Regions from separate parts of the Homo sapiens genome. Here region 2 is linked to region 1. Evidence: read pairs that join two places in POLR2A ChIA-PET (ENCODE). Cell type or tissue: GM12878. All regions are shown on one strand. Links, peaks and the distances in the headings refer to the core of each region. The heading gives the core; the rest is flanking DNA. Region 1 overlaps ANKRD33B (ankyrin repeat domain 33B). Region 2 has its middle 62 kb from the start of CTD-2154B17.1.

Region 1 (15,614 bases), core at 24-4,023:
CAGAGAAAGACTCCATTTCAAAAAAAAAAAAATCATTGAGGATTTCAAGTCCCATTAGTCATATCTCCACCAGCAAAGCAACATGGAGAACTAGGGCAATTATCTAGTCTGTGAGCTCAAAGGGGACCGGACCCGACAGACGCTTCTTCATTTATATCCCATGCAGACCCAGGAGTCTGACATGTGATGGCTGATCAACGTGTGCTGAACTGAGGAAGGTCGGGTCCCCAGCCACTGCCCTGGCCTGTTGGCCCACAGTGGCCTCATGGCTCTGGCAGACCCAGCTCACCTGAGCTTGCCTGGTAAGGATCTTAGTTCTGTGACACATTAAAGAATAGCCATATTAGAAGAGTGGTAATTATTTGGAACTGGATATCAGGATGGAACTCATTAGCTAGAGTACAATTTATAAACTGACTAAAATGAAAAGGGGGCAGTAAAAGTGTCATTGCAAAAAATAGATGACACATTAAACCTTAATTAATTGCATGTCACTTAAAAAAGGAACAAACTATAAAATTAAAATCTTAATGAACACTGCCTGAAAGAGACATTTTTCAAATGCTAATGGAAAACCAGAGGAAGATCTGTCCAAAGTTTTGCACTCTTCGTCCTGATGTTCACCTATCTTTTCAAAATGATCTCAGAAAATACAAACATTCTAAGGAACAAAGGCCACTGAGCCCTAGAATCAGAGTCATGCTATAAATTAGGGATCTGCTGCCTTAGGAAGCAACTGTAAAGGGTTATATTAATGACATGAACACAGCAATTAAATTATAAAAGATAAGTACCGATTATTAACATTTTATACAAATACCTTCCAGAGAATACAGAGGATTTCTGAAATGCCACTGTATCCATCTTCTCGCCAGCAGACCCCCCAGCATCGTCATCTCCCACCCAGTGTTGTTTTGCCCAGGGCTCAATCATGTGGACAAAAGTGGAGCTGCCACCCATGGGTCCACTCGCTGCCTTGTTGAGTGCTCTAAGTCTACACAAAATCCTCTATTTCACTTGAGGCAGCAACATCCTCAGTTCTTGGCAATGCATCACGATCAGTCTAACCCAGGACTTCTGAACCTCAGCACTGTTGACATATTAGGCCAGGTAATTATTTGGTGTGGGCTGTCCTGTGCATTGGAGAACATTTAACGGCATCCCTGATCTCTACCTTCTTCTAGATGCCAGTAGCAGTCCGCCAGTTCTGACAACCAAAAATGTCTACAGACGTGGCCAAATGTCCCCTGGGGCAACATTACCTCCAGCTGAGAATCACTATTGGAATCTAACGGCTGCAATCCTGTTCCCCATTCTTCCAGCCTCCCTTACAGCTAAAAGTAGCCAAGCAACCCAGCACTGGTGACTGAGCCCTAAAGAGGGTTCTGCCTCCTGACGAAAGGGACCAGCATGGTTGGTGCTGCTGCAGCTTCCTGTCTGAAACACATATTGGGTGATTCTCGTGGAATCAAGGGGTGACAGATCAACAGGCTAAGGGGAGCCAAATGGACAGGAGGAAACCACTGTTGTCCTCATGGAATCCAGGGCCAGCTCTGGAGGGTGACTGCCAACCTCAGACTTCCAGGGAGCTGAGAAATGCGGCCTGTTTTCTTTAAGCCACTGTCTAGTCAGGATTTCTGTTACTTGCAGCCAAAAACATTCCAAACAGGTGCTAATGGGAAAAAAAAATCTATACTTTCCATCACTCATTCTCAAGAAGGCTTTCTCTGGGAGCCATGGCCAGGCCCAGGACTAGCAGGAGGTGGGTGGAGCGTGAAGCCCTGAATGTGTCACTTCCTTTCCTGCTTCTCCACCAGCCCCCACCCACCCCCATGTTATCCACTCTACAAACCCTAGCTCAGGTCTCCCTCTTGCCAGGGGGCCTTTCCTGGCCACAGGAGACCACTGTGGACCAGCCCTCACTGCCTCCCCTTGTGCCACCTCCAGCCTGTATCTTGGGCATTGTGGGTATAATCGGGATGACAAATCTGGATGCAGGGTCCAAGAAAGAGCTTGTGCTCCAGCCCAGCAGGGAGGACAAGCCACCCCCACCACATAGCAGGTGGGAAGTGTGCTCAAAGTTCTCATCTCCCCTCAAAGAGGCACTGGAGTTGGGAAATAAACTTCCCAGCATCTCTGCGATATCTTTTCCTCATAGTGGAGGGTCCAGGGGGTCTGAGTCCCAGCTGCCCACAAGAGGAACCTGCTCATTGGTGGACATTTCTTAGCTTCCATTCTTCCCAATCTCACTTGCTGCCCCCTCACTCCACTTCCTGGGGCCACCATCCCTCAAAACTACTTGCCCCCAAGTCCTTGTCTCGAGGTTTGCTTTGCAGGTGACACAGAATGCTTGACTTTTCATCCTTTCTCTGGCTAATGACTTCAAACAATTCTACATGGCAAATTCACACTTCATAGGAAATTTAAGTTTTCCTTATAAACAGAAAGAAACCTCTATATGGTTGGAAATCATCTGACTTTCCAGAAAGAGATATCAGGGCTTCCCTGAGACAAGAGCAACCCTCTGACCCACAGCGGGAGCATCTCTGATCTCTGTTCCTCGCCGTCCTTTAAATCCACTTTGCGCCTTGGAATCACAGGAAGATTTGAGGTTATTGCTGCTTGTTTTTGCTTCCTGAAGGCTGCGGCAGTTACACCACACTTCAGGTCTGAAAGTGAGCTCCCTTAAGCAAGCCTGGAACCTGGCAACCTCCACAGATTCTGCCTCTCTTCAGAAAAAAATCACATCCTCGATACGCTTCTCAGAGCCACCTATTTAAATAGACCTGTCACTGTGGGCATTAATATTTCAGTGAATTAACAAGGTTCTGCAACTCCCTTGTGATGCTCTTCAGCAGAGCCTGCATTACTCCTTACGAAGCCAAACCAAAGATGCAATCGATCAGCCTCTCAGAACCCGGTTATACTTTTTATTACAATCTGAAGTGTCAATCTAAAAGAAAGGCTCTGGCTATTAGTTTCTTTAAATGGTTTATTTTTTTCTTAATATCACGTATTTAAATGGAAAGAATAAGACTTAAAATATTTGTGTGAATTTTAGAAATATATCAACATCTGTCCTTATTGCTCTCCACTAATCCTGGGGAAGCAATTCAACACTTTTTTTTTTTTTTTTAATTCTTACCCATCTACTGTCAAAGGAAAATAAAACCCACTTTTCTTGGGAGAACTGTAAGCTTAGTAGTAATAGTAGAAGATGAAAATATTCCGTAAGTTCTACACTACAACCAAAGCTTAAGAGGGCAGCTCAAAAGTTCCCTAAACAAGATGTCACTTCTCTTTTTTTTTTTTTTTTTTTTTTGAGACAGAGTCTCACTCTGTTGCCTAGGCTGGAATACAGTGGCATGATATCGGCTCACTGCAACCTCCGCCTCCTAGGTTCAAGCGATTCTCTTGCCTCAGCCTCCCGAGTGGCTGGGATTACAGGCTTGTGCTACCATGCCCGGCTAAATTTTTTTTGTATTTTCAGTAGAGGCGGGATTTCACCATGTTGGCCAGGCTGGTCTCGAACTCCTGTCCTCAGGTGATCCACCCGCCTCAGCCTCCCACAGTGCTGAGATTACAGACGTGGGCCACCATGCCCGGCCAAGATGTCACACTTTTATTTGAGGGAGGAATACAGAACAAGCGAGGAAGAGTACACAGAGGGGAAAATGTCTCTTCTCACTTTGTATATCCTTTCCCATTTAAATTATTTATATCAGTGGTTCTCGATGGGAAGCAATTTTTCCCCCAACCTGGGAGACTTTGAGCAACATCTAGAGACATTTTTGGTTGTCACAACTGAAGAGGTGCTACAGTCATCTTGTGGGTAGAGGCCAGGGATGCCACTAAAAATCCTACAATTTGAAAGACAGCCCCCACAACAAAGAATTATCTGGCTCTGCATGTTAGTAGTGCTGAAATTAAGAAACCCCTGGCCAGGTGCGGTGGCTCACACCTGTAATCCCAGCACTTTGGGAGGACGAGGCATGCAGATCACAAGGTCAGGAGTTTGAGACCAGCCTGGCCAATATGGAGAAACCCTGTCTCTCCTAAAAATACAAACATTAGCTGGATGTGGTGGTGCATGCCTGTAGTCCTAGCTACTCAGGAGGCTGAAGCAAGAGAATTGCTTGAACCCAGGAGGCAGAGATTGCAGTGAACCGAGATCGCGCCACTGCACTCCACTCTGGGCGACAGAGTGAGACTCCGTCTCAAAACAAAACAAAACAAAGCAAAACAAACAAACAAAAACAGAACAAAAAAGCAAAAAACAAAAACCCTGAGGTAGGGGCTTACTACCCTCATTAAGAAAGTTTAAGTATCTCATTTACAAGATATTTCTCAAAGGGAAAAACAAACCGTATTTTTTCATTCACTTAACAGATAACTATTGAACACATAAACTCACCAATAATCATAATAATAACAATAATCACAACCAACATGTCCGAAGGCTTCTCCAAGCCCAGCATGCACCCGAGGGCTGTTCTGTTGTGAACGTGCCCAATCCGCATCCCACCTTCCTGCGGTGGGTGCTATCATTAGCCTCATTTTATAGAAGAGGAAACTGGGGCCCAGAGAGGTGAGTGACAGGCTGCAGGTGTAGAGATGGGAAGTGGAGAAGATGAATTTGAAACTGGGTCCTGGTTCCTGGACTGTTTCTGTTCAGCTCCTGCTCTGTACCTCGTATAGGACAGGGAGAGACTCACTAGAGGATCCCACAGACAATAATCCGTGGATTGTTCTAGACTGTGATGGGGGATGGGCTTGCAAAGTGGAGAATAGGGGAGGGAGAGTCTCAAATCTAATGTCAAATTTGTATCCAAATAACTGATGGGGGAAGAGCAATGTCAGCAGTAAACCCACTGCCCGCAGACTCATCGTTCCAAGAGATGTGCAAGGTGTTTCTGGAATCCTCTAAATGCTGTCACACATGCCTGAAACCCCCAGGAGACCCAGGGAAGAAAGCACGGCAGTCAAACGGAGCGATTAGAGGGCAACTGACCTAAAAAAGGTTTGCAGTTCAAATTAATTCAATGGGAAAGTGCAGTGATGTGACTGACATCATAAATGTTCAGTTGAAAAAGTCAATTACCAAACATCTACGCCCAATTATAACTAGATCCAGAAATAGTAAAAGTGTCTGAAGCTCCCGCCAAACACAAAAGCATCACATAATTACCATTTAATTAGTAGGAACCATTTCTCATTGATGAGGGCAGGCAGGGCCGAAACTCTGTTGAAACTGATATCTCGTTTTTTTAAAATAAAACTATCATCTCTGAATCAAAAGTACAATCGATAGGACTCGTTTTTAATTATGTTTTTTTTTTTATTTCCAAGAAAGTTTTCATCTTTGAAGCCTCTATTCTCATTCACTGAACTTATTTTTATTATAGCATCTCCTAAGACTAAAGAATCCCCTAAGGTTAAAGCAAAAAGAAAGATAAATCTGAAGCAATTGTGAATCCTGTAACTCCAGATTGATCTCGAGAAAAACAACAGACGGGCTCAGACTGGGCGGTGCTGCACACTGGTTGGAATCAAGACTGTCCCGTCATGGGCAACAGGTTATGACAGAAACTTCACAGACCCAAGAAGATGAGGGGCAGGGCGCGGTGGCTCACACCTATAATCCCAGAACTTTGGGAGGCTAAGGCGGGCAGATCACGGGATGTCAGGAGTTCAAGACCAACCTGGCCAACATGGTGAAACACCGTCTCTACTAAAAATACAAAAATTAGCTGTGCGTGGTGGCAGGTGCCTGTAATCCCAGCTACTCGGGAGGCTGAGGCAGGAGAATCGCTTGAACCCGGGAGGTGGAGGTTGCAGTGAGCCGAGATTGCACCACCGCACTCCAGCCTGGGCGACAGAGTGAGACTGTCTCAAAAAAAAAAAAAAAAAAAAAAAGAAGAAGAAGAAGAAGACTGGGGACAACTAAGAAGAAGACAACTAAATGTGGGAGCCCAGCAGGGGTCCTGGAACAGAAAAGTGACATTAATGGAAGCACTGATGCCTGGGAAAACTCTGATGCCACCCTCAGGATAACCAAGACAGGGGTGGTGCTGTGGTCTGAATGTTGACGACCCTCCAAAATTCCTATGCTGGAACTTCAGACCCACTGGAATAGTATTAAGAGGTGAGGCCTTTAGGGGGTGATTAGATCATGAGGGCTGTGCCCTCCTGAATCAAACTAGTGCCTTATGAAAGAGGGTTTGAGGGTACCTCGGTGTCCCCTCTGCCATGAGAGGAGACAGTAAGAAGGAAGGGGCATCAGCAGACATCGAACCTGCCGGCACCTTGATCTTGGACTTCTCAGCCTCCCCAAGTGTGAGCAATAAATTTCTACAGTTACAAATTACACAGGTGAGGTATTTTGTTATAGCAGCAGAACAACTAAGACAGAGAGGAAATCCACTTCTTCAGGAACTTGCAGCGCCAAGCAGGACTGGCTGAACCCAGTGCCAAGAACAAAAATAAAGAGAAATTAAAATAACAGAATTAAGTAATGGTGAAAGCAGCATCGCACATTCACTGAGATGTCAGCTGCTAACTGAATCTAACACGACATGTGCTTGACACATATTTTCTCATTTAATTCTCAAAATAACCCGATGAGGTTGCACGAAGGATGATCATTGATTCTATTTCAGAGTGAAGAAAAGAGTTAAAGCTATTAGTTGTGTGGCATTTAGCTTAGTAGCTCATTGAAGCTGGATAGCCTCTAGGAGTGTATAAAGTATTGTTGCATTTTAGCCTCAGGGAGGTGAGGGAGAAAGAGGTCATTACTCCCATTTCACAGATGGGAACAGGAAAGTGCGTTCTCCAAGATGGCGCAAAAGACAAAGAGGGGTTGATCCAGGTTGATAGCCTGAGAATTTTCCACTCTATGACACAGCATAGAAAACGGAAATTGCCACACACATCACCATGCAATACCACGTTGCCTCCTAACATTACCACGCAACTCCACATCACCCGCTAACATCACCACACAACTCCACGTCACCCGCTAACATCACCGCGCAACTCCACGTCACCCGCTAACATTACCACGCAACTCCACGTCACCGCCTAACATCACCGTGCAACTCCACGTCACCCGCTAACATCGCCGCGCAACTCCACGTCACCCGCTAACATCGCCGCGCAACTCCGCGTCACCCGCTAACATCACCGCGCAACTCCACGTCACCGCCTAACATCGCCGCGCAACCCCACGTCACCCGCTAACATCGCCGCACAACTCCACGTCACCGCCTAACATCGCCGCGCAACGCCGCGTCACCCGCTAACATCGCCGCGCAACTCCGCGTCACCCGCTAACATCGCCGCGCAACTCCGCGTCACCGCCTAACATCGCCGCGCAACCCCACGTCACCCGCTAACATCGCCGCGCAACTCCGCGTCACCCGCTAACATCGCCGCGCAACTCCGCGTCACCGCCTAACATCGCCGCGCAACCCCACGTCACCCGCTAACATCGCCGCGCAACTCCGCGTCACCCGCTAACATCGCCGCGCAACTCCGCGTCACCCGCTAACATCGCCGCGCAACTCCACGTCACCGCCTAACATCGCCGCGCAACTCCACGTCACCGCCTAACATCGCCGCGCAACGCCGCGTCACCCGCTAACATCGCCGCGCAACTCCGCGTCACCCGCTAACATCGCCGCGCAACTCCGCGTCACCGCCTAACATCGCCGCGCAACCCCGCGTCACCCGCTAACATCGCCGCGCAACTCCGCGTCACCCGCTAACATCGCCGCGCAACTCCGCGTCACCGCCTAACATCGCCGCGCAACCCCACGTCACCCGCTAACATCGCCGCGCAACTCCGCGTCACCCGCTAACATCGCCGCGCAACTCCACGTCACCGCCTAACATCGCCGCGCAACCCCACGTCACCCGCTAACATCGCCGCGCAACTCCACGTCACCGCCTAACATCGCCGCGCAACGCCGCGTCACCCGCTAACATCGCCGCGCAACTCCGCGTCACCCGCTAACATCGCCGCGCAACTCCGCGTCACCGCCTAACATCGCCGCGCAACTCCGCGTCACCCGCTAACATCGCCGCGCAACTCCGCGTCACCCGCTAACATCGCCGCGCAACTCCGCGTCACCGCCTAACATCGCCGCGCAACTCCGCGTCACCCGCTAACATCGCCGTGCAACTCCGCGTCACCCGCTAATATCGCCGCGCAACTCCGCGTCACCCGCTAACATTACCACACAACTCCACGTCACCCGCTAACATTACCATGCAACTCCACATTGCCTCTTAATGTTACCATGTAACTCCGGATCACCTCCTAACATTACCCTGCAACTCCATGTTACTTCCTAATGCTACCGTGCAACATGTCGCCTCCTAACGTTAACAAGCAACTCCACATCGCCTTCTAACGTTACCATGCAACACGTCACCTCCTAACGTCACCATGCAACTCCACGTCACCTCCCAACGTTACCATGCAACTCCACATCACATCCCAACATTAACATGCAACTCCACATCACCTCCTAACGTTACTATGCAATGCCACCCACCAGCAAGCAGTGACCTAGGATGGCCTGGGCCGTTCCCACCATCCCTACGCCCACCTTCAACAGCACAGTCTTGCCATTTACAGCCAAGGGATCACCCCTTTCTGAGGAGGAACAGATATGGACAGGACTTGGGGTGTAGAACGGGTGGGCAGGAGGAAAACAGCAGGTGAGGGAAGGTGCCACCCACTGCAAAGCTCAGCAGGGAGCAGAAAGGGGTGTCCTGAAGGGAACCAATGCTGTGGCTTTTTTAAAACCTCAGATAGTTACAGAAGTATATGTCAGTGAAGAAACTATTATTTATTGCAGCAACTAGGCATTGTTTCTATGGGAGTGATTAATCTCAAAACATATTCCATAAAGGAGCAACTCTGGTGTCCCAGGGCCCCTGGAAGCTGCACAGGACAGGTGGACATACCTGCTAGCATCAGGGCTCGGATGCAGTCCGTTCGACCCTGCATGGCGGCTTTCATCAGGGCGGTGAACCCGAACGCGTTCCTCCTTTCAAGGTCAAGACCAGGGAAATAGTTCAACAAGTAGTTAGTGATGATAGCGTGCCCTGTAAAGAGAAGTGTACACGTGTATTGGTTCCCACTTCCACAAAATGTGCTGGTTCCAGCCAGGCCTTCCTAGAGAGAGAAAGAAACACTGAGTCAGCCCTGGGCCAGCCGGTCTGCTGTGTGAGTTTTTCTCGGACCCCAAGACAGAATTCTCCTGGAGCCCAGGAAACAGAGGAAAGGAGAAGGCACCGCCCTGGCTGCAGCGCTGCTGTTTTGGGTTCTTGCAGGTCCCCTTCGGCAAAGCACTCGAGGGAGGAGCTGTCCCATTACACTACTGGGGGTGGATGTGGGGGGCAGGGACGCTGCGGGCAGGTAGGGAGCGCAGCCTCAGACAGCCAATGAGGGCAGGAAGCCTCAACTCCCAGCAGGAGACGCCCGTGCAAACAGATGCAAAGCTGCAAATGAGCTTCAGAACCGCTTCCAAGTGCTCCAGAGCTGCAGGGAGGAAAAAGTCATCATCATAGCAATAGGACAGTGCCAATTCACGCTGGCACCCTGTTCCCACCCAGAAGCAGGAGTCTCTCTCTCCACCCTTACCCACCACCACCCCTCCCCCCGCCGCCGTGTGTGTGTGTGTGTGTGTGTGTGTGTGTGTGTGTGTCTAACTACCTACGCCCACACACATCCCACAGAGTGTCGCAGGCAAGGCCCTCAGCTATAAAGCAAAGCAGGTAAGGAGATGTCTCAGAGAACACAGATTTCTCCCCTTTCTCACCTTGCACCTCCAAAAAGGATCTAACTTTCTGCTCATTCCCAGGCACGCCCATGGTGCTCTCAGTTAATGGTGAATAAGGAGAATGTCACAGCAACAGTGCTGTTTCCAGGATTCTCCCATGGAAAACCAAAATGGAGTGGGAGAGCATCCTCTTGGGTCAACTGTCCATGCCACCTGATGCCGGCTAGCTCATAAGTCCTTGTGTGAATACATCTCCCCCTCCCCCACTTCAGTGTCCTGGAGCAGGGTCCGTCCCAGCCTTGGCACAGTCGGCACAGGGGGCCGCATGACTCTTGGTTGTGGGGACTGCCCTGTGCACTGCAGGACACTAGGCAGATCCCTGGTCTCTACCCGATAGATGCCAGTAGCAACCACCCCCACTCCCGCATAGGTTGTGACAACCAAAACTGTGTCCAGACACCACCAAACCGCCATCGGTGGGGCAAGAACACCCCAGGTGAGAACCACTGTCCCCGAAGCTCAGACTTCACTCCTTCGTGACCAACCACACCTGGTGGAAAGAGCTTCCTTCCTCTCTCCCTCTGCTGCACCCTCCCCTGAGCTGCCACCTCCATCCAGGCCCCTGCTGATGAGGTCTGAAACTCTTGGGAATATGAGCAATCTGCCCGAGTCTCTCCTCCTGAACCCCAGGGGAGGTGCTGGGTACCCAGTTCCCATCCTTTTTGTTTATTTAAGAGATGGAGTCTCTCTTTGTCACTCACACTGGAGTGCAGGAGCACGATCATAGCTCACTGTAGTGTGGACCTCCTGGGCTCAAGAGATCCTCCCTCCTCAGCCTCCCAAGTAGCTGGGCTCACAGGCGAGCATCATCATGCCCAGCTAATTAAAAAAAATTTTTTTTTGTAGAGATGGGATCTCCCAACGTTGCCGAGGCTGGTCTCAAACTCCTGCATTCAAGCAGTTCTCCTGCCTCAGCCTCCCAAAGTGCTGGGATTCCAGGTGTGAGCCACTGTGTCTGGCCACAGTCCCCATTCTTATGCACCGATGACGCAGTGCTCAGAAATCCCCACTTATTCATTCCAACTCAAGCATGTTCCTTTCAGCCCCCACTGTCGCAGCTGCAGGGGCCTCGTGGACATTTCTATGCACTCTCTCCTTAACTTGGCATCACCTCCCTCCCCCCAGGAACACCTGAATCATGGAGAAGCCGGGCCCTGGGCCCAGAATCTCCACAGGCATCTGGTTTGCACAGAAACTTCCAATGGGTGGCACTGCCTGAGATTTGGGATGGGAGAGAGGTGGCAAGGACATCACTCTGGGGTCGGGCAGGCATGAGACCTGAGGTGCCTCCCCAGCCCAGCCCACCTCTGCAGACAGAATACTACGTGAGCATGACGCTGCAGCAGCCTCCAGGATTCCCCGCTGCGGCTGAGATCTCCAGTAGGCAGGGCTGGGCGCCCTTGGCCTCTGCTCCCCTAGCCCCTTCAGTTCAGCAAATCCAATATGAAACCCTCCGATATATCAAGTGGCTTCTGTCTCCCCAGCCACACCCTGAGGGATAGTACTGCCGGGGTTGGAACCCAGTTTCCTCCTTTGAGGGCCACTCCAGGCTGCTGCCTCACCAGTATGAAATCCTGTGGGTTTGCTCTTCATCAATCCAAAAGAAGAAGGAACAGGCAACCAAAATCAGGGGTGAACTCTCCTGAGGAGCAAGCTCGCCATTGACCTCAGCCCATCTCCTGAGCTCTCCACAAATGTGAAAAGGGGAACCATGTATCTTTTTGAAAAGGAAGCCCTGATGAGTCTAACAGTGTTCAGGTTATAAGCAGGAAACAAAGGGTACGATCCCCTCGCTGCGTGACTCACAGCCAGTCGCTGGTGCTTTTTTGACTCATTTACACCACATTGCTCTCCCTCGTCCTTTACTATGTGCGGGGAGGGGCTAAGGCCAGCTGTCAGGTACCCAGAGCTGCTGAATTACTCTCAACTGGGTGGTATGGGAAGGTGGGGGAATCCTTTGATCTCAGTTTGGTTTATGGTCCAGTTAAATGCTTGGCGGCACCTGTCAGTTAGATTTAACCAGGGGCATAGTAAAATGAATTGCAATTCCTTTGGAGCCATTTCTTTAAACTGTGAAATAGCGTGTCCGTCACAATCTTCTGCAGGATGTTCCTTTGCACTGATATATCCTCAGCACTTTGAACAGGTGGAAAGAGGAAAAACTCAAAGTCCACAGAGCAAACCACCCATTATATAGATCTGTTCTGCGTATTATGTTGAGTCCAGAAAAACCAACATGCAGTCAACTTGTTCTGACTACAGGCCTGAGCTTTCGATGATCCAAGAAATCACGCCCTGCTTCCCACGGGTTTTCCCAGGATGGCAGAATAATACCTCTCATCACACAGATGACCCCATTCAATGGAAATCAAAGGTGGACCCAATACTTCTAAGAATGTATAAGTATTAACCTTTCTTCTTTAAAAACCATGATGAGTAACCAAAAGGAGCTTTCCTTTTCTTTACATATATGAGACACACAGCCTTCCTTGCACAAGGGAACCCAAACACACGCCATATTGAAATCTAGTTTGAGGCCAGGTGCAGTGGCTCACTCCTGTAATCCCAGCACTTTGGGAGGCCAAGGCAGGCAGATCACTTGAGGCCAGGAGTTCAAGACCGGCCTGGGCAACATAGTGCCTGTCTCTACTAAAAATACAAAAATTAGCTGGGTGTGCTGGTGCATGCCTATATTCTCAGCTACTCAGGAGGTTGAGGCAGGAGCATTGCTTGAACCCAGGAGGTGGAGGTTGCAGTGAGCTAAGATCACACCACTGAACTCCAGCCTGGACGACAGAGTGAGACCCTGTCTCAAAAAAAAAAAAGAAAAAAATCTAGTTTGAGCCCAGTCCAACTTGGACATTATGGAATCGGACTTGGTTCCTGAAATCCTCAGAGAAGCCCTTTTAAAGGGTAGGTTCACCTAGAGAACCCCAGAACACCCCCTCTCCACCAATAAGCCCTACCCTGCTTAAGAGAGGGTCACAAGTGACCCAGGGAGGAAGTGAATTTGAATGAAATCGCGTCACTGGAACATAGTGTAGACAATGAGCTCAGTACTGAAGAGAGCTGGCTCTGAGAACAGCCAGGTTCAAGGCCCAGGCCTGCCACTCAGAATCCGGGTGTCTTTTGGAAGTCAGCTTTTCCATATCTGTAAAATGAGGGATAATATCAACCTCCCATTTGTGAAAATTATAGGAGACAATCTGTGTGTAAAAGGTGCCCAGCAGAATAGAAAAATCTGGAAGAAAAATTCTGAATAATCCAGGCAGGCACTCCACTCTCAAGGGGCTAGAACGTGTTCCCCCCTCCTTAACCCGCGGGCTGCGTGCACTGACTTCCTGTGAAAGACTATTACACGGAAACGGGGGAGGAGGGAGAGAACCTCACAGTGGAGAAATCTGCTAACATGACCTCAGCCAGGTGACCAAGGCCCATCAGCCCTTTATCGGGCGTCTTCCTCCAAAAACTCATAACTCCAGTCTCATCACAAGAAAAGCATCAGGCACGTCCAAATTAAGGAACATTCTGCAATGTACCTGACCAGTCCTCCTCAAAACTGTCGAGGTCATGAAAAACAAGAGAAGTCTGAGAAGCTCACAGCCAAGAGGAGCCTGAGGAGCCATGAGTGCTAAATGCCACATGCGATCCTGCAACAGAAAAAGGAAATCCGGGAAACGCTGAGGAAATCCGAATAAAGAACGGACTTCAGTTAATAATGGTGAATTGACACGCGTCCATTCATTGTGTTCAGCGCGTCACGGACGTCAGATCTTAACAACAGAGGGAACCAGTGTGAGGCACACAGGCATTCTCTGTACAGTGTTTGTGGTTTCTCTGTAAACATAAACTATTCTCAAATCAAAAGTTTATTTTAAAAAAAGAGGAGATAGGCTTGGCGCAGTGGCGCACGCCTGTAATCCCAGCACTCTGGGAGGCCGAGGCGGGTGGATCACGTGGCCAAGAGATCACACCGTCCTGGCCAACATGGTGAAACCCCATCTCTACTAAAAATATAAAAATTAGCTGGGCGTGGTGGCGTGCACCTGTAGTCCCAGTTACTCCGGAGGCTGAGGCAGGAGAATTGCTTGAACCCAGGAGGTGGAGGTTGCGGTGAGCCAAGATTGCATCACTGCACTCCAGCCTGGTGACAGAGCAAGACCCCATCTCAAAAAGAAAAAAAAAAAAAAAAAGAGGAGAACTGGCTGGGCATGGTGGCTCACGCCTGTAATCCTAGCACTTTGGGAGGCTGAGGGGGGTGGATCACCTGAGGTCAGGAGTTCAAGACCAGCCTGGCCAACATGGGGAAACCCCATCTCTACTAAAAATAGAAAAATTAGCTGGGAGTGGTGGCGGGTGCCTGTAATCCCAGCTACTCGGGAGGCTGAGGCAGGAGAATCACTTGAAACCAGGAGGAGGAGGTTGCAGTGAGCAGAGATCATGCCACTGTACTCCAGCCTGGGCAACAGAGCAAGACACTGTCTCAAAATAAATACATAAATAAAAATAAAAATAAAAAAGGGGAAACTAGCATAGAGCCGTTCAAAAAGAGTGCAAGGTCAGGACCATGATTCACAGCTGGCTGTGCGGCCTGGTGTGGGGCCTCTCCACCCTGGACCTGAGGCTCTCCCAGTGGTGGGGAGCTCACCAGGAAGCCACGGGAGCATTCAGGAGGCAGAGATGGAGCCCAGCCCCCAACCCCGGGCAGGAGGAGGGAGAGGAGTGCTTGATTCAGAGAGCTCCTAAATGAGTGGATGGACAGGTCTGTGGTATGCAAAAGAGGAAAGCTGGAAATGACGCCTGGCCCCGCCACACCCCTGGTTCCGCTCTGCATGGATGCGAAGGTGCCTTCGTTGGGGGACACAAAGAGGTGGACACCCACGCCACCCGGGCCCGACCGGCTTCTCAGCCTGCCCCAGCAGTGCTCCTGTGCTTCCCGGTTGACTCTTCCCCAGGCCCCATGGGGAAAATGTTAAATTTTTCACATGGAAGTCACCGACCTCACGCAAACCCCTCTCCTGGATGACTCATCTTCAAGTTCATAGAGGGAACAGAAACCACCAGAAGGGAAGTCCCTCGGCTTTCCCCCATCGCCCCCCACGCTGCCCACATTCACGGGCCTCCGAGAAGGAAAAGTGAAATCCTGAGCCATCCAACGGACTGAACCGACCCCCTCCTGCCCAAGGGGACCCCAGAGAACCCTTGAAAACTGAGTCCTGGCTATGACAGGATGGAAGGGCAATGCGCCTCGTTATACCCATTCCTTGCTAACCGTGAGGCTTTCTTTCCTAAGTCTAAACAGAAACCAGCCCGTTCTAAAGACTCCTCCACTGATATAAACCAACCGCCTGATGCTGCCCCGCCGTTCTGCAATTTGGATGAAACAACCGACCAGCATTCCGTCCTCATGAGAGACACTGGCCATGGCTTTGGAGTGCGTCCGGCAGGTCCACAGAGGACGCGCAGTGAGGGTTTTCATGTCCTCTGCTTCACCTTTTGAGGTCAGGGCCTGAAAACTCCACCCTCAGATCATGCTAACGCTGTTGCTTTTTGAACACAGGTCCCAGGGAGAGGCACGGAGCTCGATTGCACACTTGCGTGTTTCTCCTCTCATCGATATTCAATGCTTCTCCCATAGCTTATGGAATATGTGTATTGAGCCACCTCCTTCAGCATGCATTGTTCTTCTGTCTTGTTCTTCTGCCCCTGGAAGGGTCTGTTTCTGGCTTCTGGCCAGAGGCGCTGCTTCCCTGCCACAATAGC
Region 2 (15,614 bases), core at 5,266-9,265, 200 kb before region 1:
CCCTCCATCTCAAAAAGATCTCGAGATAAACAATTCCTTAGGCTTCTACCCACAACTGTTCACTCCTAAGAGCTTAGACACAGGCCAGGGGACTGGGCCCAGGAATCCACCTTTGAAAACACCACAACAGATTCTTCATCTCCTACCAACTCCCAACCCTGCACACACACTCCTTACATTCTCTGCCCAGCCTCAAAAATCCCACATGCAAACAAATGTCTGTGGACCTCTGGTGTGCTTGTCCTCTCGGTCACCAGGCCTGCCCCGACCCGACAAGATCCCATTAATCCACAGAGCTTAGGCCAGTAAGTCTCAAAATGCAGCAGCAGCACCTGGGAGCTGATTAGAAATGCCAGTTCTCGGGACCAGACTCTTCTGGAGTTAGGCCCAGGAAGAGGCGTTTAAATAAGCTCTCCACATGCACATTAAAGATTAAGAATCCCTGCCTTAGGCCACACCTTACCCAGCAAAGGAGAGGGCCACTAAGCACATAGGCCCTACCCTCAGGGAGTTCCAATCTGATGGTGATAGGTCAGCTTCGCTAGAGGCCAAACCTGAGCCAGGCCTCGGAGGCACAGAGAGGATGGAGCACTGTACCCACTGGAAGGGAGGGGGTAGCCAGGACCCTCAGCCTGACCCCACAGAGAGCTCAGGAACAAGGAACTGCACCCCATTTGCACAAGGAGAGCAGCCTTTGTCCCATGCCAACCAGTCATTGACTGTGGGCTGCCCACCCCACTAGGGGTGCTGTGAAGCCTCCTGGGTGAGGCAGCTCTTGTTCCACAGGGGAAACTTCTTAAAGAGGACAGCCGTCTGAGCTGTCAGCAGCCCAGACTCACAACAGCTGGGGACACCAGCCCAGGAAAGGGGACCTAGGAGGGGTCCACTCTCTATTTAGCAGCCTCTGGATCCCTGCAATGTCTCAAGCCTTTAGAGTGTCTGAACCTAGGACTGAGTGCAGAGAAATGGGTCATGATTGAGGTTCCTGAGTGTTTCCTAGGGCTGCTGGAACAAAGTCGCACTAAAGAAGCAAACATTTCTGTTTAAAACAAGAGAAACCTATTCTCTGTTAGTTCTGGAGGTCAGAAGTCCAAAGTCAAAGTGTCAGCAGAGCCACACTCCTCCAAAGTCCCCAGGGAAGGATCCTCCCTGCTTCTTCCAGCTCCTGGCAGCTCCCAGCAGTCCCTGGTGTCCCTTGGCCGGTAGATGCCTCACTGCCAGCTCTGCCTCCATCATTGTGTGGCTTTCTCCCTGTGAGTCTGGGTCTCTGTGTGTCCTCTCCTTTTTTTATAAGGACACCAGTCATTAAGTTCAGGCAACACCCTAATCCAGCAAGATCTCATCTTGATCCTTAACTAATCACATCTGCAAAGACCGTTTCCAAACAAGGTCACATTCACTGCCACCAGGGGCTAGAATTTCAACACATCTTTATGGCAGACCATTCAACTCACAGCACTGAGGATGAGTTAGGAGTCCCACAGGGGCCACCACAGCCTAGGCCAACACTGCAGGGAACTCAGTGTTGGTTTATTGACAAGAAGCTACTGAAATAAAACACTGAGGCCAACTTTCAGAGGCTAAAAGAACAATGACCACCTGGGGCCAACTGGCCTTAAAAAAAGGATAGTTAAGCTGGAAGGGACAGTTCCTTCTACTAGCTGCACTTCTCAGTAGCGCTGGTGGAGTTTGGCTCCACAAAGGTGTCAAGCAACCTGCAAACCCCACAGCAATGGCCATCCCACATGGGGAGCAAGACTGGAGGCGCTTCTGTGGTTGGAGGAGTAGCTGTGGCTCACTGAGCCAGATCCTGTTGTGAAATAGTACCAAGTGGCTTTCCTTCTCTGGAACTCTTTTCCTTGTCTCTGCCCTGCAGTGCTTCCTCCACTAAAGCAAAACCGCAAGTCTGAGGCCTGTGGCAGCAGGGAAGAGCTGACCCAATGAGGAAGCCAGTACATGTATTTAAACTCTGGAACTTGGACCTTTGGAGTGAATTTCTGGCAATTGAGACATGGTCTTAATTGGTCTTGGAGGCATGGTCTTAAAGACCATGATTTTCATTTATAAAATCCAGACAGGTGAGAGGAAAAAGATCTTTTGTTGTATTTCAAGAAACATCAAGAGCCAGCCAGGAGGGTCCCAGAGCAAAGAGCTCAACAAACCACGGCACATGGTGAGGACAATAGCCCTCCTGGGTGGGAGCTGCAGATCTCACAGGAGGGAAGCAAGCAAGGTGAGAGGAGGGGGAGGCCTGCACCCTCCCTTGAGATCACACCCAGCAGGTTTGAGGGCTTGAGGGTCCAAGAGCAGAACTGATTTTCCTGAATATCCAGGAGGAAGCTGCCTCCTGAGCCACATATGGTGGTGTATTATATTAGGCAGGCCCTCCAGAGAAACAGATAGGGGATATACACACACAGAGATGACTGACAGATAGATAGATAGATAGATAGATAGATAGATAGATAGATAGATAGATAGATAGATAGATAGATAATACAGTATTGACTCATTCAATCGTGGAGACTGAGAAGTCCCATTATATGCCACCTACAGCTAGAGACCCAGGAGTCAATGGTATAGGTCAAGGCCTGAGAAGCGCAGAGCTGGTGCTGTGATTTCCATTTCAAGTCTGAAGGCTGAGAACCACGAGTGCTGAGGATGGAAGATCAAAGTCCCAGTTCAAGCAGTCAGAAGAAGACACAGAGAAAGAACCCTCCCTTCCTCTACCTTTTTATTCTACTCAGGCCTGCAACAGATTGGGTGGCCTGCACCCACATTGGAGAGGGCCATCTGCTTGACTCAGTCCACCAATTCAGATGCTAATCTCTTCCGGAAACACCCTCACAGACTGTGGAGAAAGAATGTTTGGTGAGATATCTGGACGTCCCTTGGCCCAATCAAGTTGCCACATAAAATTAACCATCACAGTTGGTTCCTATAATGCAGAAATGGGAGCAGAGATGATTCAGGCAGACAGGATGCCGAGAGGACCCATCCTCCCAACACCCTCACTCCTGCAGGATGTGGAAACCCAGAAGTCCCCAAACGTTGGATTCGAATGCCAAAGGGAGCTGAGAATTGAGGGCTGGTGTGCCTGGTAGGGAGGTGACCATGATGTAAGGCCAGGGACTATGTGGGCAGCCCAAACTAGGAACTAGACAAAGTCATGGCTGAATCTGCAGAAGCTGAGCTAAGAACTGGGTGGGGACAGAGCCAACAAGGATGAGTGCCCAGCTCTCCTGGACCAATTACAGCCTGTTGCCCACTGGCCCGAGGTCAACTCCCAGACCAGACATTTGCCTCCTTGCCATGTTTGCTAGAACACAGATCACCTTAGGGAAAAAGAAAGGAGTAGAGGAACTTGGAATCCTAAAGTAATTGAAAGATACAGAGCTTTAAACCAGGACTGACAGAATTGCCTGGAATTGGCAAGATTAAGTTCCCTACCATTAGCAGAAATGAGGGTTTGTGAGCTAAATTAAGCTCAATTATAAAACAATAAAGAAAGTTACATTTCTGCACACCGGAGTTTTATGGTTGTGAAATTTGTACCTACCATACAAGAACTGTAATTGCAGTTCAAGGCAATGTGTGATATATGCCATGTCAATTGTAGTGTTTTATGATTTCAAGAAAAGGAGAAAGCGTGCCTACTGGAGTTTTAGGACCTGCTCTGTTTATAGTTCAGCCTCTCCATCTTATAGATTACCTGACACCTTTCCTCAAACATAACTTCCCATAACTGTATTAGTTATGATTCCTTCTGCTGCAAGTGACAAAACTCTAACTCAAATCAGATTAAGAAAAGAAAAAAGAATTTATTAACTCACAAAACTAAAGAATCCAGAGGGAGCTCCAGTTTCAGGTACAGCTTGATCCAGGGCTCAAATGACTTCCCTGGGCTGGAGCTCCTGTCTAAATTTCTCAACTATGCTTTCCTGGTGTTCAGTTCATGCACAGGACTCATGTGTTGACAAACTATCTTCCATAATTCCAGTCCCGTGATCCTTTCACATTCATACCAACAGGAAAGGAGAATATGTTTCACTGACAGTTCCAACAAAAGCATGAGAACTGAAACTTCTTAGCTGTCATGGGCAGGATTCATATCATCTGACCATTAGGAAGTCAGTCACTCTGGCAGATGTATGGAACGTGCTGATTGGCTTAAACATGGAGTCAGTTTTACCCACAATGCATCCCTGGAGAATTGTGGAGCAATGATACCCCATGGGGCAAGGAGAAGATGTTGATGGGAAAAACAACAAATGTCCAGCATTCTCTCTCACATTCTGGCACACAGTTTTGTTACTTTTCCTTCCAAGACAGACAATTCCTAGGCCTGGGATATGCTCCATTTGTTTTCCCGTCACAGAGCTATGTAAAGACTCTGATGGGCTCCTAGGATTAATGTCACTGCCTGTGAGTAATAGAAACCAATGCAAGTTACCTTCAGAGGAACAAAAGAAAAAGAGAGGAAAAGAGGACATACTATCAAGCCACAGAGGAGTCTCACAGATCCTAAGAACAGGTTTGCATCAAGCCTCAGGAAGAGATGGAAACATGCCCTGTAAAACCACAGGGACCTGGGAAGTGCCCTTTCTGTTTTCTGTCTCTTGTTCCTTCTGCATGGCTTTGGGGCTCAGAAAACAATACCCCAACATGAAGGCCTTAGAAGCAAAGTTTTTCTCTGACCTCCTACCACCCTGTCTCTCAGACTCAATTTCCCCTGAGGCTAGCCATGGAAACTAGAATCCCTCTTCCCCAAGGCAAACCGTAGAAACCACAGCCTCCTTTCCTGAAAGCTATCCATAAAACCTAAAATTATTACGCTAGCTTTCCCTTTCCCGTTCTGAATAAAAACTGGCCATAAAGAAAATTATCGGACCTACCTTGTCTGACTGTAGATCATAAGATGCCTATTGCAGAGAAGGTCCTGCCCCATCCCCAGAAGGAAGGAACAGTGCTCAGAGAGGCCAAGAAGAATCTAGTCAGATAGGCTTTGTTGGGTTTTCCCACTCAGTCTATTAGCATTAGGTCACACCCTTTTTCTCCAATCGTATTTCTACATGGCTGTCCATACTTTGTTGTACCTAAACATAAAAATGGACAGCTTCTCCTAAAGGGGGCCTCATTCTCAAGGCTCCCGTGTACACACATTAAGTCAATATATATGCCTTTTCTCCTATTCATCTTTCTTTTGTGAATTAATTTTTCAGTGAACCTTCAAGGGGCTGAGGGAAACCTACCCCTTGGACCCTATAATGTCTATGCCAGTCTTTTCTCTCGTTTTAGCCAGTGCTTCCTCTGCTTCTCTGTCTGCATGGTGGAACATGGCTGCCTCATAGCTCCAGACATTGAGGTAATGAACATTTGGTAGCTTGAGATTGTCTCTTACTTTTGCTTTCCCTATTTTTCTAAATGCTTGACTTTTACCTCTAGCTCTGGGTGAGCGACCGTCAGAGCATCACATTTTCCCACCTATGGGGAGTGGTTCGGCTATAGACATGTGATTCAATCAGAGTCAGTGAGATGCAAAGAGACTCTTGCTAGGACTTTGGGTAATGAAGGATGCGCTCTTCCCCTTGGACTCAAACTTGGGAGTTGTAAACTGGAGCTTCTGTAGCCTTCTTGACACCACAATCTGAGATTGCACCAACCCAGAAGAAACAGTCGGGAAATGGAAAAAGAACCTTAGTCCTGTTGCAATTTTTAGATCTTTGGATCAATCTAAACCTCCACTGAGTTTTACCTTTAGACTTTTCAGTCATGGAGTCAATAAATCCTCTTCTGTTTAAGCCACTTAGACTGGATGTCAGCCACTTGCACCTGAAATAATTCTGATATGCCATGTTGATATGTTGCCATTTAAGTAACACATAGTATTTCTTGATGAAAATCCAAGTTCGCAGGAAAAAGAATCTACCTGGCCCAACATGGGTCACGTGTCAATACTCAGTCCAACCAACTGTGGCCAAGGAGGTTTGTGTGAGCAGGAGGAAGGGGCATCGCTCAGAGCCAGGAGACATACTGCCATATGCAATTTATCCCAGTGTGTTTGATGCTTAGATGCCTTTCCTGATCCTGGAGTGAAAACAGTAATTCTACCTACTTGCTTTATATTCCTAGTATGTTGATGCATCTCACTACATCTAAGACTAACAATGTAATATATTGGGCTGTACAGGACATTTCTCTTTGAGGGTACCTCCACTAGCAGAGAATACAGTTGTCATTTTTCTAAGAGTTGCCATGCTTCACTCTGAGTCATCAGCATATTCTCCACCAGTGTCCCTGGCTGCAGTGGTTTTCTCTTTGCTGAGGAAGCTTCACAATTAGCATATGATGGGGACAATGTACAATTAAATACTGGTGTAGGAGTGACATACATCAGCCTTAACACTGTAGAGGAACTGGAGACCATCTTCCTCAAGTATACCCTCCCAATATATGTCTCGTGTGCAGAGTATACCTTTCAGCAGCCAACTTCCAAACACAGCCAACAATGAGCAAATACTTAAATCCTTCAGAAGTCTTTATAGGTTAATTGGATTTATTTCTTACCTTGTGTTATAAACTGAATGTTTGTGCCCCCCTTAAACTCATATAATGAAGCCTTAAACCCTATTGTGATGACATTTGGAGGGGGATCTTTGGGAGGTAATTAGGTTTAGATGAGGTCATGAGGGTAGGGCTCCCATGATGGGCTTAGTGTCCTAATAATAGGAGACCAGAACGCTGTCTCCATCATGCGAGGACGCAGTAAGAAGGCAGCTCTCTGAAAGCCAGGAAGAGGGCCCTCAACAGACACTGACCATGCTGGCACCCTGGTGCTAGACTTCTGGCTTCCAAAAGGTAAGAAATAAACATCTGTTGATTAAGTCACGAGTTTATAGTATTTTGTAATAGCAGCCTGAGCAGACTAAGACGCCTTGACCTAAAAAGTTGGATGAAGAGTCATCCAGGAAATGAGGAAGAAGGAAGCCTTTATCTTCATGTGGATATTTGAGTCCAATGTGGATATAAATCTATTCTTATATACGTGGGAAAGTTTTTCTCAGACACAGCTTGCATTCAAAGGTTATTTACGTCATCAAAATGCTTTCAGACTTGCAAATTAGTGAGGATTGCGGCAGTACTCATGTAAACAGGGAACAAGTGCAGGATGCTGTGAGCAATAACCAGAAGCAAGTGGCTGTGCAATATTGAGTGACAAGAGGGGAATAAAATGAAACAGAAGAAAGCCATTTATTGAATACTATGTGTATCCAATTACTATGTGTATCAATCAGGGTTCAATCAAAGAAGCAGAATCCAGGAGATATATAGGCATACATACATGTATATAATATGTATGTGAGGACATCTATTATATGTTACATATTATATATAGTATCTTGTCATATATATTTTAAATTATATATTGCAGTATAGTTTATAATTGAATATTATATATTAGGCATTATATATAATATAAAGAGGGTTTTTAAAATTTTTCATTTTCTTGGGTACCATAGCAGGTGTATGTAGTTATGGGGTCATGAGATATTTTGATACAGGCATACAATGCATAATAATCACATTAGGGTAAGTGGAGTATCCATCACCTCAAACATTTATCCTTTCTTTGTGTTATAAAAATCCAGTTATACTTTTTTAGTTATTTTTAAATGTACAATAAATTATTGCTGACTGTAGTCACCCTGCTGTGTTATCAAATACTAGGTCTTATTCATTCTATCTAACTATATCTCTGTACACATTAATCGTCCCCCTTTTCGTGCTCCACTTCTGGTAGCCATTGTTCTACTCTACCTCCATGAGTCAACTGCTTTAATTTTTAGCTCCCACAAAGAAGTGAAAACATGCAAAGTTCTGTGCCTGGCATATTTCACAACATAACAATCCCCAGTTCCATCCATGTTGTTGCAAATAACAGGATCTCATTCTTTTTTATGACTGAATAGTACTCCCATTGTGTATATGTACCACATTTTTTTTTATCCATTTGTCTGCTGATGGACATTTAGATTGCTTCCAAATCTTGGCTATTTTGAGCAGTGCTGCTTAACAGAGGAGTGCAGAAATCTCTTTAATATACTGATTTTCTTACCTTTGGGTATATACCCAGCAGTGGGATTGCTGGATCATATAGTACTCAATTTTTAGTTTTTTCAGGAACCTTCAAACTGTTCTCCATAGTTGTTGTACCCACAAAAGTAACTAATTGGTAGTAAGTAGTCTTAATAGTAATTAACAGTCCCACCAACACTGCACAAGGGTTCACTTGTCTCCACATTCTTGCCAGCATTTGTTATTGCCTATCTTTTAGATAAAAAGCCATTTTAACCGAGGTGAGATGATATTTCATTGTAGTTTGATTTGCATTTCTTAATGATCAGTGATGTTTAGTACCTTTTCATATATCTGTTTGCCATTTATATGTCTTCTTTTGAGAAATGCCTATTTAGATCCTTTGACTATTTTTAAATTAGATTATTAGCTTTTTTCCTATAGCGTTATTTGAACTTCTTATGTATTCTGGTTATTAATTCCTTGTCGGGTGGATAGTTTGCAAACATTTTCCCCTATTCTGTGGGTTGTCTCTTCACTTTGCTGTTTGCTGTGCAGAAGCCTTTTAACTTGATATGATCCTCATTTGTCCATTTTTTCCTTTGATTGCCTGGGCTTATGGGATATTACTCAAGAAATGTTTGCCTTGTTCAATGTCTGGGAGAGTTTTCTTTTTTTTTTTGTTTTTGAGACGGAGTCTCGCTCTGTCGCCCAGGCTGGAGTTCAGTGGCACAATCTCGGCTCACTGCAAGCTCTGCCTCCTGGGTTCACTCCATTCTCCTGCCTCAGCCTCCTGAGTGGCTAGGACTACAGGCGTCTGCCACCACGCCAGGCTAATTTTTTTGTATTTTTAGTAGAGACGGGGTTTCACCATGTTAGCCAGGATGGTCTCGATCTCCTGACCTCATGATCCGCCCACCTCGGCCTCCCAAAGTGCTGGGATTACAGGCGTGAGCCACCGCGCCTGGCCGAGAGTTTTCTTTCAATAGTTTCATGGTGTGAGGTCTTAGATTTAAGTCTTTAATCCATTTTGATTTGATTTTTATATATGGTGAGAGACAGGGGTCTAGTTTCATTCTTCTGCATATGGATATACAGTTTTCCCAGCACCATTTATTGAAAAGATTGTCTTTTCCCCAAGGTATGTTCTTGGCACCTTTGTCAAAAATGAGTTCATTGTAGATTTATGCATTTATTTCTGGGTGCTCTATTCTGTTTCATTGGTATATGTGTTTGTTTTTATGCTAGGACCATGCTGTTTTGGTTACTACAGATTTTGTAGTATAATTTGGAGTCAGGTAATGTGATTCCTCCAGTTTTGTTCTTTTTTTCTCAGGATAGCTTTGATTATTCTGGGTCTTTTGTGTTCAATATAAATTTTAGGAATTTTAGAATTGTTTTTTCTATTTCTGTGAAGAATGGGGTATTTTTAAAGGGATTACATTGAATCTGTAGATTGCTTCAGGCAGTATGGACATTTTAACAATATTGATTCTTCCAATTCATGAATGTAGAATATCTTTCTTTTTTTGTGTCCTCTTCAATTCCTTTCATCAATGTTTTATACTTTTTATTGTAGAGATCTTTCACATCTTTCTTTAAGGTAATTTTCAAGTGTTTTATTTGTAGCTATTATAAATGGTATAAATGAGATTACTTTCTTGATTTCTTTCTCAGACCGTTTGCTGTTGGCATATAAAAATACTACTGATTTTTGTATGTTGATTTTGTATCCTGAAATTTTACCAAATTTGTTTTATCAGTTCTAACAGTTTTTGGTGGAGTCTTTAAGTTTTTCCAAGTGTCATATCATCTGCAAACAAGGATAATTTCACTCCTTCCTTTCCAATTTGGATGCCCTTTATTTCTTTCTCTTATCTAATCACTCTAGTTTGGATTTCCAGTACTATGTCAAATAACAGTGGTGAAAGTGGTCATCCTTGTCATGCTCCAGATCTTAGGGAAAAGGCTTTCAGTTCTTCCCCATTTAATATGATACTAGCTGTGGGTCTGTCATATGTGGTCATATATGGCCTTTACTGTGTTGACACATGTTCCCTCACAGGGTTTTTTATTGCAAAGGGGTGTTAAATTTTATGAAATGTTTTTTCAGGATCAATTGAAATAATTATATGGTTTTTGTCCTTCATTCTGTTGATATGATGTATCACATTGATTTGCATATGTTGAACCATCCTTGCTTCCTTGGAATAAACCCCACTTGGTCATGATGAATGATCTTTTAAATGTGTTGTTGAACTCAGTTTGCTAGTATTTTGTAGAGGATTTTTGCATCAATGTTCATTGGGGATATTGGTCTGTAGTTTTCTTTTTTTATGTGTCTTTTTCTGGTTTTGGTATCAGGGTAATACTGGCCTCATAGAATGAGTTGGAAAGTGTTCCCTCTATTTTGTGAAATAGTTTGAGTAGGATTCTTATTAGTTCTTTTTTAAATGTTGATAAAATTCAGCAGTGAAGCCATCACATCCCAGGCTTTTCTTTGCTGGTAGAATTTGTATTACAGCTTAAATCTTGTTATTTGTTATTGGTCTGTTCACGTTTTGGATTTCTTCATAGTTTAATCTTGGGAGATTTTATGTGTCTAGGAATTTATCTACTTCTTGTAGGTTTTCCAATTTATTGCCATATAGTTGCTCATACTAGCTTCTAATAATCCTGGAGTTTCTGCAGTATCAGTTGAAGTGTCTCCCTTTTCTTCTCTGATTTTATTTATTGGGTCTTCTCTCCATTTTTCTTAGTCTGGCTAAAGTTTTGTCCATTTTGTTTATGTTTTCACAACCAACTTTTTATTTAATTGATCTTTTGTATTTTCTTCATTTCATTTATTCCTGCTTTAATCTTTATTATTTCTTCTACTAATTTTGGGTTTGGTTTGCTCTTGCTTTTCTAGTTCTTAAAGATGCATTATTAGGTTGATTATTTAAAGTATTTCTACTTTTTGATGTAAGTGCTTATACCTATAAACTTTCCTCTTACTACTGCTTTTGCCTTATCCCATAGGTTTTGGTATATTGTGTTCCCATTAACATTTGTTTCAAGAAAATTTTTTCGATTTCCTTCTAGTTTATTCATTGACATACTGGTCATTCAGCAGTACAGTGTTTAATTTCCATGTGTTTGTATAGTTTCCAAAATTTCTTTTCTTAGTAATTTCTAGTTTTATTCCATTGTCTGAGAATTGTCAGACAATTTTATTCCATTGTCTGAGAAGATGTCTGATGTAACTTTGATTTGTTTGAATGTTTTAAGACCTGTTTTGTGGCTGATATGGTTTGGCTCTGTGTCCCCACCAAAATCTCATCTTGTAGCTCCCATAATTCCCATGTATTGTGGGAGGGACCCGGGGGAGATGATTGAATTATGGAGGTGGACCTTTCCAGTTCTGTTCTCATGATAGTGAATGGGTCTCATGAGATCTGATGGTTTTAAAGCCAGGAGTTTTTCTGTACATGCTCTCTCTTTGCCTGCTGCCATCCACATAAGATGTGACTTGCTCCTCCTTGCCTTCTGCCATGATTGTGAGGCATGCCCAGCCATGTGGAACTGTAAGTCCAATAAACCTCTTTCTTTTGCAAATTGCCCAGTATCAGGTATGTCTTTATCAGCAGTGTGAAAATGGGCTAATACACTAAATTGGTACCAGTAGAGTAGGACATTGCTGAAAAGGTAACTGAAAATATGGAAGCAACTTTGGAACTTGGTAACAGGCAGAGGTTGGAAGAGTTTGGAGGTCTCAGAAGAAGAGAGGAAAATATGGGAGAGTTTGGAACTTCCTAGAGACTTGTTGAATGGCTCTGACCAAAAACCTGATAGTAATGTGGACAATAAGGTCCAGGCTGAGGTGGTCTCAGATGAGATGAGGAACTTGTTGGGAAATGGAGCAAAGGTGATTCTTATTATGTTTTAGCAAAGAGACTGGCAGCATTTTGCTCCTGCCCTAGAAATCTGTGGAACTTTGAACTTGAGAGAGATGATTTAGGGTATCTTGCAGAAGAAATTTCTAAGCAGCAAAGCGTTCAAGAGGTGACTTGGGTGCTGTTAACAGCATTCAGTTTTATAAGGGAAGCAGAGCATAAAAGTTCAGAAGATTTGCAGCTTGACAATGTGATAGAAATGAAAAACCCATTTTCTGAGAAATTCAAGCAGGCTGCAGAAATTTGCATAAGTAACAGGAGCCACGTGTTAATCCCTAAGACAATGGGGAAAATGTCTCCAGGGCATGTCAGAGGTCTTTACATCAGCCCCTCCCATCACAGGCTCAGAGGCCTAGAAGAAAATGGTTTCGTGGGCTGGGCCCAGGGTCCCCGAGCTTTGTGCAGCCTAGGGACTTGCTGCCCTGTGTCCTAGTTGCTCCAGCCATGGCTGAAAGGGGCCAACGTACAGCTTGGGCCATGGCTTCAGAGAGTGCAAGCCCCAAGCCTTGGCAGCTTCCATGTGGTGTTGAGCCTGCAAGTGCACAGAAGCCAAAACTTGGGGTTTGGGAACCTCTGCCTAAATTTCAGAAGATGTATGGAAATGCCTGGATGCCCAGGGAGAAGTTTGCTGCAGGGGTGAGGCCCTCATGGATAAACTCTGCTAGGGCAATGTGGAAGGGAAATGTGGGGTCAGAGTCCCCACGCAGAGTCTCTACTGGGGCACTGCTTAGTGGAGCTGTGAGAAGAGGACCACCATCCTCCAGACCCCAGAATGGTAGATCCACTAACAGCTTGCACTGTTTGCCTGGAAAAGCCACAGACACTCAACACCAGCCCATGAAAGCAGCTGGGAGGGAGGTGTATCCTGCAGAGCCACAGGGGCGGAGCTGCCCAAGACCATGGGAACCTACCTCTTGCATCAGTGTGAACTAGATATGAGACATGGAGTCAAAGGAGATCATTTTGAAGCTTTAAGATTTGACTGCCTCACTGGATTTTGGACTTGAATAGGGCCTGTAATCCCTTTGTTTTGGCTGATTTCTCTCATTTGGAATGGCAGTATTTACCCAATGCCTATACCCACATTGTGTCTAGGAAGTAACTAATTTGCTTTTGATTTTACAGGCTCACATGCAGAAAGAACATGCCTTGTCTTGGATGAGACTTTGTACTGTGGACTTTTGAGTTAATGCTGAAATGAGTTAAGACTTTGAGGGACTGTTGGAAGGGCATGATTCGTTTTGAAATGTGAAGATATGAGATTTGGGAGGGTCCAAGAGTGGAATGATATGATTTTGCTCTGTGTCCCCACCCAAATCTCATCTTGTAGCTCCCATAATTCCCACGTGTTGTGGGAAGGACCCAGTGGGAGATCATTGAATTATGGAGGTAGGTCTTTCCAGTGCTGTTCTCATGATAGTGAATAGGTCTCATGAGATCTGACGGTTTTAAAAGCAGGAGTTTTTCTGCACAAGCTCTCTCTTTGCTTGCTTCCATCCATGTAAGATGTGACTTGCTCCTCCTTGCCTTCCACCATGATTGACAGGCCTCCCTAGCCATGTGGAAATGTAAGTCCAATAAACTCTTTTGTAAATTGCCTAGTCTCAGTTATGCCTTTATCAGCAGTGTGAAAATGGACTAATACAGTGGCCTAACCTTGTGAATGATCCAAGTGGTGAGGAGAAGAAAGTGTATACTGCAACCGTTGGATGAAATGTTCTGTAAATACCTATTAGGTTCATTTGGTCTATAGTGCAGATTAAGTCTAATGTTTCTTTGTTGATTTTCTGTCTGGAGGATCAATCCAATGCTGAAAGGGTGTTGAAGTCTCCAGTTATTATTTTATTGGGGTTTATCTCCTTAGTTCTAATAATATTTGCTTTATATATCTGAGTGCTTCAGTGCTGAGTACATATATATATTTATAGTTGTTACATCCACTAGCTGAATTGACTCCTTTATTACTGTATAATGACCTTCTTTGTCTTTTTTTCCCTTGAAATCTATTTCATCTGTTATAAATATAGCTACTCCTCTTTAACTATTTTCTTGGTTTCCATTAGCATGGAATATCTTTTTCATCCCTTTATTTTCAGTCTATTTGTGTCTTTATAGGTGAAGTGTGCTTCTTGTAGGCAATAGATCATTGGGTCTTTTTTTTTTAATCCATTCAGCTACCTTGTATTTTGATTGGAGAGTTTAGTCCTTTCACATTTAGTGTTATTATTGATAAGTAAGGACTTATTCCTGCCATTTTGTTGTTTTCTGGTTGTTTTGTGGTCTTCTCTTCCTTCTATCCTTCCTTTTAGTGAAGGTGATTTTTCCTGGTGGTATGTTTTAATTCCTTGCTTTTATTTTTGGTATATCTGTTGTCTATTTTTTATTTGAAGTTACCATAATGCTTACAAATAATATCTTATAACTCATTATTTTAAGCTGAGGACAATTTAACACTGACCTCATAAGCAAAGAAACTAACAAACAAGCAAGGAGAAAACTAATAAAAACTCTACACTTTAACTTTGTCCCTCCACTTTTTAACTTTTTGTTGTTTCTATTTATATCTTATTGTACTATGTCTTGAAAAGTTGTGGTAGTTATTATTTTTTATCAGTTCTTTGAGTCTTTCTACTCAAGATATAAGTGGTTTACACACCCCAATTACAATGTTAGAATATTCTGTGTTTTTCTGTGTACTTACTATTACCAGTGAGTTTTACACCTTCAGATGATTTCATGTTGCTCATTAATGTTCTTTTCTTTCTAATTGAAGAACTCTCCATAGCATTTTTTGTAGGACAGGTCTGGTGTTGATGAAATACCTCAGCTTTTGTTTGTCTGGGAAAGTCTTTATTTCTCCTTCACGTTTGAGGGATTTTTTTTTTTTTTTTTTTTTGCCAGATATGCTATTCTAAGGTTAAAGGTTTTTTCCTTCAGCACTTTAAATGTGTTGTGTCACTCTCTCCTGGCCTGTCAGGTTTCCACTGAAAAGTCTGCTACCAGACATATTAGAGCTAAATTATATGTTATTTATTTCTTTTCCCTTGATGCTTTTAGGATCCTTTATCCTTGACCTCCGGGAGTTTGATTATTAAGTGTCTTGAGTGAGTCTTCTTTGGGTTAAACCTGCTTGGTGTTCTATAACCGCCTTGCACTTGAATATTGATATCTTTCTCTAAGTTTGGGGAGTTCTCCGTTATTATCCCTTTGAATAAAGTTTCTACCCCTATCTCTCTCTGTACCTCCTCTTTCAGGCCAAAACTCAGATTTGCCCCTTTGAGCCTATTTTCTAAATCTTGTTGGCATGCTTTATTTTTTAAATTCTCTTTTCTTTTGTCTTCTCTGACTGTGTATTTTCAAGTAGCCTGCCTTCAAGCTTACTCAGTTTTTCTTCTACTTGATCAATTCCACTTCTGAAAGCCTGTGATGCAGTCTTCAGTGTTGCAATTGCACTTCTCAACTCCAGAATTTCTCCTTGATTCTTCTTAATTATTTCCATCTCTTTATTAAATTTAATGTAATAGAATTCCGAATTCCTTCCCTGTGCTGTCTTGAATTTCTTTGCGTTTCCTCAAAACAACTATTTTAAATTCTCTGTTTGAA

The links. ChIA-PET counts read pairs that join two places held together with the same protein. Peaks named below come from ENCODE experiments on the same cell type or tissue, not always from the same donor. Only the 100,000 strongest peaks of a DNase experiment are listed, where the experiment ranks them.
Region 2: POLR2A ChIA-PET joins it to region 1 with 5 read pairs; 3 of 35 experiments call an interaction of 5 or more read pairs at or near these places.

Annotation. Positions count from the first base shown.
Region 1 is chr5:10,631,528-10,647,141 of GRCh38, reverse strand. It overlaps ANKRD33B (ankyrin repeat domain 33B), which reads right to left. Exons shown (of 4, transcript NM_001164440.2): 3 at 8,974-9,114. Among named protein-coding and RNA genes, the nearest start is that of ANKRD33B, 75 kb to the right of the region's middle. RefSeq lists enhancers at 9,440-10,172, 10,746-11,065, 12,958-13,037, 14,468-14,537, 14,558-15,217 and 3 more and silencers at 11,706-11,835, 13,288-13,377. In GM12878, for the core only: no CTCF peak of the experiment used is centred there; no DNase peak of the experiment used is centred there; H3K27ac peaks cover 729 bases.
Region 2 is chr5:10,840,931-10,856,544 of GRCh38, reverse strand. No RefSeq gene overlaps it. Among named protein-coding and RNA genes, the nearest start is that of CTD-2154B17.1, 62 kb to the right of the region's middle. In GM12878, for the core only: no CTCF peak of the experiment used is centred there; no DNase peak of the experiment used is centred there.